Regions from separate parts of the Homo sapiens genome. Here region 2 is linked to region 1. Evidence: chromatin contacts called from ENCODE Hi-C or POLR2A ChIA-PET data. All regions are on one chromosome and are shown on one strand. Each heading gives the region's core, a stretch centred on a gene start or an enhancer-like site at or near the end of the contact. The rest is flanking DNA. Distances are from core to core; before and after follow the strand shown. Region 1 holds the start of RAB11A (RAB11A, member RAS oncogene family). Region 2 overlaps MEGF11 (multiple EGF like domains 11).

Region 1 (3,561 bases), core at 399-2,898:
ATCATTCTTAGCACCCAATGGCAAAGACAGAAACAGTCACCATGCTTAACACTCTTGAAACTCCACCCTCCACAGTAAAGCTTTAATAGCAATGGCTTCTTCCTCAGTGGTAATGATCTTTGTTCGGCACACTACTGATGGCTACCTTCCCAATTCAGGAGCAGAGAAAGAGCATCAGAGTGAGAGTGCATTCACTGAACAAAAAAAGCATCTACTGTACTCTCTTCTCATTGAAAAATGTACCCTTTATCTTCGTTGATTAAAAAAAAAAACCGGATTCCTTCCGGACTCAACCAATAAGCAATTCTTTCTAACCAACCCTGACCCTCCAATATGTTCTGTCCAAGGGCACTACATGTTTCCGTATCTTATAATAAATATTTAATGTAACCAAAAGAGCACACAACTTCCTCCCACCCCCAACCTTTTGGGAAAGGTATGTGGCTAACTAGGGCTCTTCCCTTCCTGTTGGATCCTCCCAGCGTTGCAGCAGGAAGCAACCAGTTCATAGAGATAAAGCAAGCTAGTATTTGTGCAGCGCACAACCTTTCCTGCTCAGGAACCAGGCCTTCAGGTCTGGCAAGGATAACAGCCACCACCCATCCGCAACCTCATCTCGCGAACCGAGTAAAGAGTTATCCCGGGTTGGGTGCCACTGAGTAGGGAGGGCAAGAAAAGAAAAGGCTAGGTGGGAAGTAATGTCAGCCTGCCGGGTCACTGCGACAAGTGCGCGAGTGGGTGATGGGCGATCCCTCTTACCCTCCCTCCCACCACCCAGGTCGCAACGGAGACAAGGGAGCTCTAAACACGATTTGGGGAGGGAAGGTAGAGAGAGTTGCCAAATGGGGAGTGGGAGAGGGAGCGGTCAGAGAAGGTTAAGGACCGCGAGAACCGCGGGGCGGAGGGTGGGGGCGGAGGCCCTTGGCCCGCTCAGATTTTACGGGGTCCTGGACCCGGGATGGGAGAAGCTTAGAGGGGCGGCCGTCCAAGTGGAGGGGAGATACAGAAGAGACGCTCGCTCGAGGGGGGAAAGAGGGCAGATAAGAAAAAGACCTGTAATGGGAGTCTGCACCGAAGGCAAGGCCAAGAGGGAAGCGAAGAACCCGTCAGAGGGGCTTCGGGAGAGGACGCGAGCTGGGAAGGGTGTACGCCGAGGGGGAGGGGGCGCTACACCCGAAAAGAGAGATGGTGGGAGGAGCGGCGGGGCCGTAGAACCCGGGGAAAGGAATTCGACGATGTGGGAGAAGGCAGTCCGCCAGGGGAAGGACACGCAGGGAGGGGCTCTGAGGCCAGCGAAGGCCTATGGAGAGGTCGCTCAGAGAGCGGCATGTGATGGGGACCCCTGTCTGAGCGGGGGAGAAGAGGCTGAGCTGGGTAGGAGACGGAACCGCACAAAAAGGAAGGGCTGAGGGAGGCCTATATCAGTGCAGGGGTGGCCGGCACGAGGGTCCACCGGGAGTGGCCCGGGTCCCCGAACGAGGACTGTGTAGAGTGCGAGAGCCCATGGCCTCACCTTTAAAGAGGTAGTCGTACTCGTCGTCGCGGGTGCCCATTGCGCGGCCGAGGAGCGAAAGGGCGGGAGCAGCAGTGGTATCTGTGGGACCAGGGGGCGTCGCTGCAGGGGTAACCCGAGCGCCGAGCTTCAACTGCCGGACTGGGTGAAGAGCCCCTCCCTGCCGCTGCGCCATTTCCGGCAGGCCCCAGCCTTTAAGGGGAAGTACTTCCGGGGGCGGCGCCCCGCCCCTGAGCCCAACAAGGGCGGTGTGCGCGAGAGTCGAGATGCGTGGGGCTTCAAGCTTTAGTCGCTAAAGGAGGCTCAAAGGGGAAACTGAGTCCTGGAACTCCTAGCTACCATAGTCTTAGTGGCCGCTTGCTCATTTCTCGAGCTACCGTGCCGGAAGCGGCTCGCTGGAACCAGGCGGGACCGCCTGTGAGTGGTGGGTTTGTGGATGGGGGCGGGGTTCTCTGAGGATTAGACAGCCGAAGGCAGCTACACATGCGTGGCGGTTCCATGGTGTAATGGTTAGCACTCTGGACTCTGAATCCAGCGATCCGAGTTCAAATCTCGGTGGAACCTGCATTGGTTTTTGTTTTTTTAATCTTGACAACATCTTTAATTCACTTTTTTGGTCACTAAGTAATTGAACAACTATGACACATCTTAAGATGGAGATGTAAAATTTAATCCTTGCCTATGAAGACCTCACAAATTTCCCACTGCATTTCAGGTGCTATCTGCTACCTGGCGGGGGGTTGTCTTAATGAGCTTCTTCACTGCCTTTTTTTTAACCCTGGGCTTTCAAGCCTTGATTCAAAAGCTTCAGTGAAACTTGAAAATTCCTTTTGCTGGAATTTTCTACCTCCAGCTTCATGCACGGGTAGGCGCTTGTCACTCACTCCTCTCCGGAAATCTCGCAATCTATCTCATTTTCATTTAGAGTACTTCGCCCACCCTCCTCATCAAGATTCATCAAGAACTTGAGTCCTATTTGTAGGCCTCTAATCTAAGTCCGTTTACATAAGTATTTCATTTAACATGCCAAGCAAAGGATGGTAATTTCCATTTTAGCGGAAGTTTGGATACTAAGACTCAAGTGATTTGCCAGATATCATGTCGCAGGGCCTCCCTGTATTTGAAGAGAATTTTGTCATTCCAGAAAAGCCTTTATCCAATTATTGTCACACCTCCTACCTCCTATATGCAAACTCTCGATTTAGACTTGTGGGCAAGTATGCCTATAACAAGCAGAATAATGCCCCCTGCCAATGATGTCCACTTCCCAATTCCTGGAGACTGAATAGGTTAGGTTACATGGCAAAGGGGAATTGAGGTTACAGATGAAATTAAGGTTGCTTATCAGCTGACATTAAATTAGGGATATTATCCTGGATTAGTTGGGTGGGCCCAGTGTTGTCATAAGGTCCTTAAAAGTAGAAAATGGGCTGGGCACGGTGGCTCAGGCCTTAATTCCAGCACTTTGGGAGGCCAAGGTGGGTGGATCACCTGAGGTCAAGAGTTCAAGACCAGCCTGGCCAACAAGGTGAAACCCTGTCGCTACTAAAATACAAAAAATTAGTCTGGCGTGGTGGTGGGTGCCTGTAGTCCCAGCTACTCTGGAGGCTTAGGCATGAGAATTGCTGGAACCCGGGAAGCGGAGGTTGCAGTGAGCTGATACCACGCCACTGCACTCCAGCCTGGGCAACAGAGAGAGACTCGTTCTCAAAAAAAAAAAAAAAAAAGTGGAAAATGGAGGCAGAAGAGGTCAGAGTGATGTGACTTGAAAAGACCTCAATCTGCCCTTGCTGGCTTTGAAGATGGAGGAAAGGGCCCAGGAGCCTAGGAATCTGGAGGCTTCTAGAAGCTGGGAAAGGCATGGAAACAGATTCTTCCATAAGGCCCCCAGAAGGAACACAGCCCTGCTGACAACTTGATTTTAGCCCAATGAGACACTTGTCAGACCTGTGACCTACAGAACTTTAAGCAATAAATTTGTGTTGTTTTATGTCACCAAGTTTGTGGTAATTTGTTATAGAAGCAATAGAAAACAAATACAGTGCCAA
Region 2 (3,231 bases), core at 88-2,587, 71 kb before region 1:
TAGGAAGGGAATTCTCTCCCTGCAGGGCTGTTATAGAACAAAAGGAGATAAGAGGGAAAAAAAAAGTGCCTGGCACAAGCCTGTCACCAAGGGGCAGGGGCGTGAAAAATATGGAGTTTCCTTTCTCCTGTCATCAGCACTAGGGATGTGTGGGTCTGCCCTAAGCCACAGGGCCAGCCCTGTCTGGAGGGGTGAAGGGGTGTGGTCATTGGTTAGGACCAGGGTCCTGCTCCCCACTCCCTCCTGGGGCTGGCCATCATGCATATACTGTGCAAACATCTCCAGAGATTTTAGATTTTGGGTCTCCTAGTAAAGTACAAATACCTCTCATGAGTTTGCTCAATAAGTCCATATTAGCCAGTAATGCCTTCTCTAAACTCGGTACAGAATCTCAGGAAAGAGAATGGTTAGAAAAGGAGAAGGGGCTACAGGTAGCACAAGAGCATCAATACAGAGGAGAAAAGAAACTGCTCCACAAGAACTGCAACTGAGTCCCTAGGAGCACCCTGGATGACTCAGCCAGTAAGTGGCACGGCCTCAACTTGATCTAAAACACCTTTTCTTGGCCACATGGACCGCCTCTTGGGTCTGAATTTTTTTTTTTTGAGATGGAGTCTCACTTTGTCACCCAAGCTGGAGTGCAGTGGAGCAATTTTGGTTCACTGCAATCTCCGCCTCCCGGGTTTAAGCTGTTCTCGTGCCTCAGCCTCCCAAGTTTAGGCTATTCTTGTGCCTCAGCCTCCCAAGTAGCTGGGATTACAGATGCCTGCCACGACGCCCAACTAATTTTTGTATTTTTAGTAGAAACAGGTTTTCACCACGTTAGCCAGTCTGGTCTCAAACTCCTGACCTCAAGCAGTTCACCTGCCTCAGCCTCCCAAAGTGCTGGGATTACAGGCATGAGTCACTGCACCCAGCCAGATCTCTCTGAAATGTTTTGGTGTCTGTTTGGGAACTGTTGGAAGGTGTCTGTGCTCCTCCAAAGAGGCCCCTTGAGATGTCAGAGCCATATCACATATTTGTGCAAATTAGAATAAGTTACCCCTTTCTCAAGACATTCTACTGACATCTGCCAGAAAACTGATGTAATATATACACAAATCTATAATGACTGTCATTTGAATAAAACCTCTAGATTTGTGCAGTGCACACCCTACACAACTGCACAGAGTAACCTCAGATCACTGGCAGCCTATTCATTTTTGATAGACATAAGTGAGAGTGAATACTACATGGGGCTTCCAGTCCTAACCTTTCTCCTCCTCCCACCTGCATGGGAGCCAGACAGAATGACTCAGCCCCACAGGCTGTGGACATTTCTCCCTCAGCATAGGAAGGCAGGGTCAGGGATGGATATGACAAGTGGCCTCCAAGTCTCTCTCTTTCTCATCCCTGTGGCTCTCTGTTCCTCATACCTTATGCAGACTTTCTTTTCCCCAACATGCACCTGCTGTCAGTTGCTGCTTTATCAGTGACGCACCAATTAGGTCCAGCGAGGTTTGCTCTGCGTTGGAGAGGCTGCTGTGGCTGGCATTTGGACAAGCTATTCTGTTTGCCTTGTGGGCCACGTGTCACTCTTTCTCCCTAGGAAATTACAAATAAGGCTCCCCACTTGGGAGTCCCACTGTCCTAGCGCTTAGAGTTGGGAGTGGGGTGTGACTGACAAGGGTGGGCAGGAGAGTGCAGCAGCCCAGGGCTGGCATTCTGCTTGACAAGGAGCAGGCACTTGCTTGGCAAGGGGCTTTGTAAACAGTAAAGCATGCAACTCTTGTGTGCTGCTGGCATGGATGCGGCATTGGACACCAAAAGCAGTCCCCATTAGTAGCTCCGGAACTCCAGGAATGGCTGGGGTGATGAACAGAAGCAACCAGAGCCACTACAGGCCGCCTGCAGAACCCATGGAAGTAGGGAGGGACTAGCCTGTGCCCCTTTCATGCCACAGCCTCATTTTATGCCCCACCCCGTCTAGCCACTAGACATTACTGACAAGCTCTATTCCACTCCCTGTGTATCCCCTGACCTCGCACAGTGTCTGACACATACTGGCACTTAAGAAACATTTCCTGAATGTCTGAATAATTCAACCCATGTGTACTGAACACAAATGACTCAATCCTTATCCTCATGGAACTTGCAATCAAGTAAATGAGAGCTGAATTTTTTAAATGATTATTTCATTACAACTGTGGTAAGTGACACAAAGGAGCAGTAACAGGGAAACTTGCCCTGGAAGTGGGAGGGCTGGGGGAGAGTTAAAGAGGGCTGGGCACGGTGGCTCACGCCTGTAATCCCAGCACTTTGAGAGGCTGAGGCAGGTGGATCACGAGGTCAAGAGTTCGAGACCAGCCTGACTAACATGGTGAAACCCCGTCTCTACTAAAAATACAAAAATTAGCCAGGTGTGGTGGCATGCGCCTGTAATGCCAGCTACTCAGGAGGCTGAGGCAGGAGAATCGCTTGAACCCGGGAGGTGGAGGTTACCGTGAGCTGAGATTGCAACATTGCACTCCAGCCTGGGCGACAGAGCGAGACTCTGTCTCCAAAAAAAAAAAAAAAAAAAGTTGGGAGCTGAAAGGGACCTTAGGTCTCATCTAGTCTAGTGTAATGGTTAGCAAGACCCAGGGCCTATCACAGTGCCTTGCTTGTCATAGATGCTCAAGAAACACAGATTGAATGAATGAATGAGGAAGTCACCTTGGGCTAGTGCTTTTGCCTCACTTGAACCTATGTACTCTGTCCCCAGGTCCAGAACCCATTCTTGCCTTGAGTCATCCTACCCCACCTACTCCTCCAACAAAAGGATAGCTGAGCCAGGCCAACTTCCTTGGTTGCTGGTCCCAGAGTGATCTCTGCTGAGCTCCCACAGGCTGGCAGGCTCATGCCACCTTGGCCTGTATCTAGAGAACTCAGTTCCACTCCATTTACACTGCCTCCTACCCACAGAGCATATTTAAGGGGACTAGAAGACAGACTCACACAATTGCCTCCCTCTTTTGTGTGAGGGAGGGTCAACCACTTTCCATCCTCCTCCAATTAGTCCAAAAAATACTCATTAACCTCCTGTCCATTGCAAGGAAAACAGATGATCAACATGAGAAGCTCAGCTGTTGATTAATTTTCCCAAACAGGGCCAAACTACAAAGCAGCATATTGCAGGGGAGAAAATTCAATAAACAATATTTGAAACAAATTTAATAGAACATACAACTCATTACCCACCGGGGTCTGGGC

What was found. A loop is a pair of places that touch in the nucleus more often than their neighbours do. ChIA-PET counts read pairs that join two places held with the same protein, here RNA polymerase II (POLR2A). Pooled maps may share reads with other maps.
Region 2: a map of naive thymus-derived CD4-positive, alpha-beta T cell shows a loop between it and region 1 (6-fold over the local background). The contact joins the enhancer-like site here to the promoter of RAB11A in region 1. A Hi-C loop is called at or near these places in 1 of 168 maps with a recorded cell type or tissue (naive thymus-derived CD4-positive, alpha-beta T cell) and 3 of 50 pooled maps. POLR2A ChIA-PET finds 5 or more read pairs at or near these places in 7 of 52 experiments (A549, AG04450, CD4-positive, alpha-beta T cell and 4 more).

The regions. Positions count from the first base shown.
Region 1 is chr15:65,867,578-65,871,138 of GRCh38, reverse strand. RAB11A (RAB11A, member RAS oncogene family) reads right to left here and starts at 1,648. Exons shown (of 5, transcript NM_004663.5): 1 at 1,514-1,648. The coding sequence starts at 1,553. TRQ-CTG1-4 (tRNA-Gln (anticodon CTG) 1-4) reads left to right here and starts at 2,006; the gene lies at 2,006-2,077. RefSeq lists an enhancer at 1,775-1,834.
Region 2 is chr15:65,938,822-65,942,052 of GRCh38, reverse strand. All of the region lies in intron 10 of MEGF11 (multiple EGF like domains 11), which reads left to right. Among named protein-coding and RNA genes, the nearest start is that of RAB11A, 71 kb to the right of the region's middle. Within about 2 kb of position 1,337, at least 4 of the 41 ENCODE cell types and tissues checked have a DNase peak (open chromatin) inside an H3K27ac peak, as active enhancers do.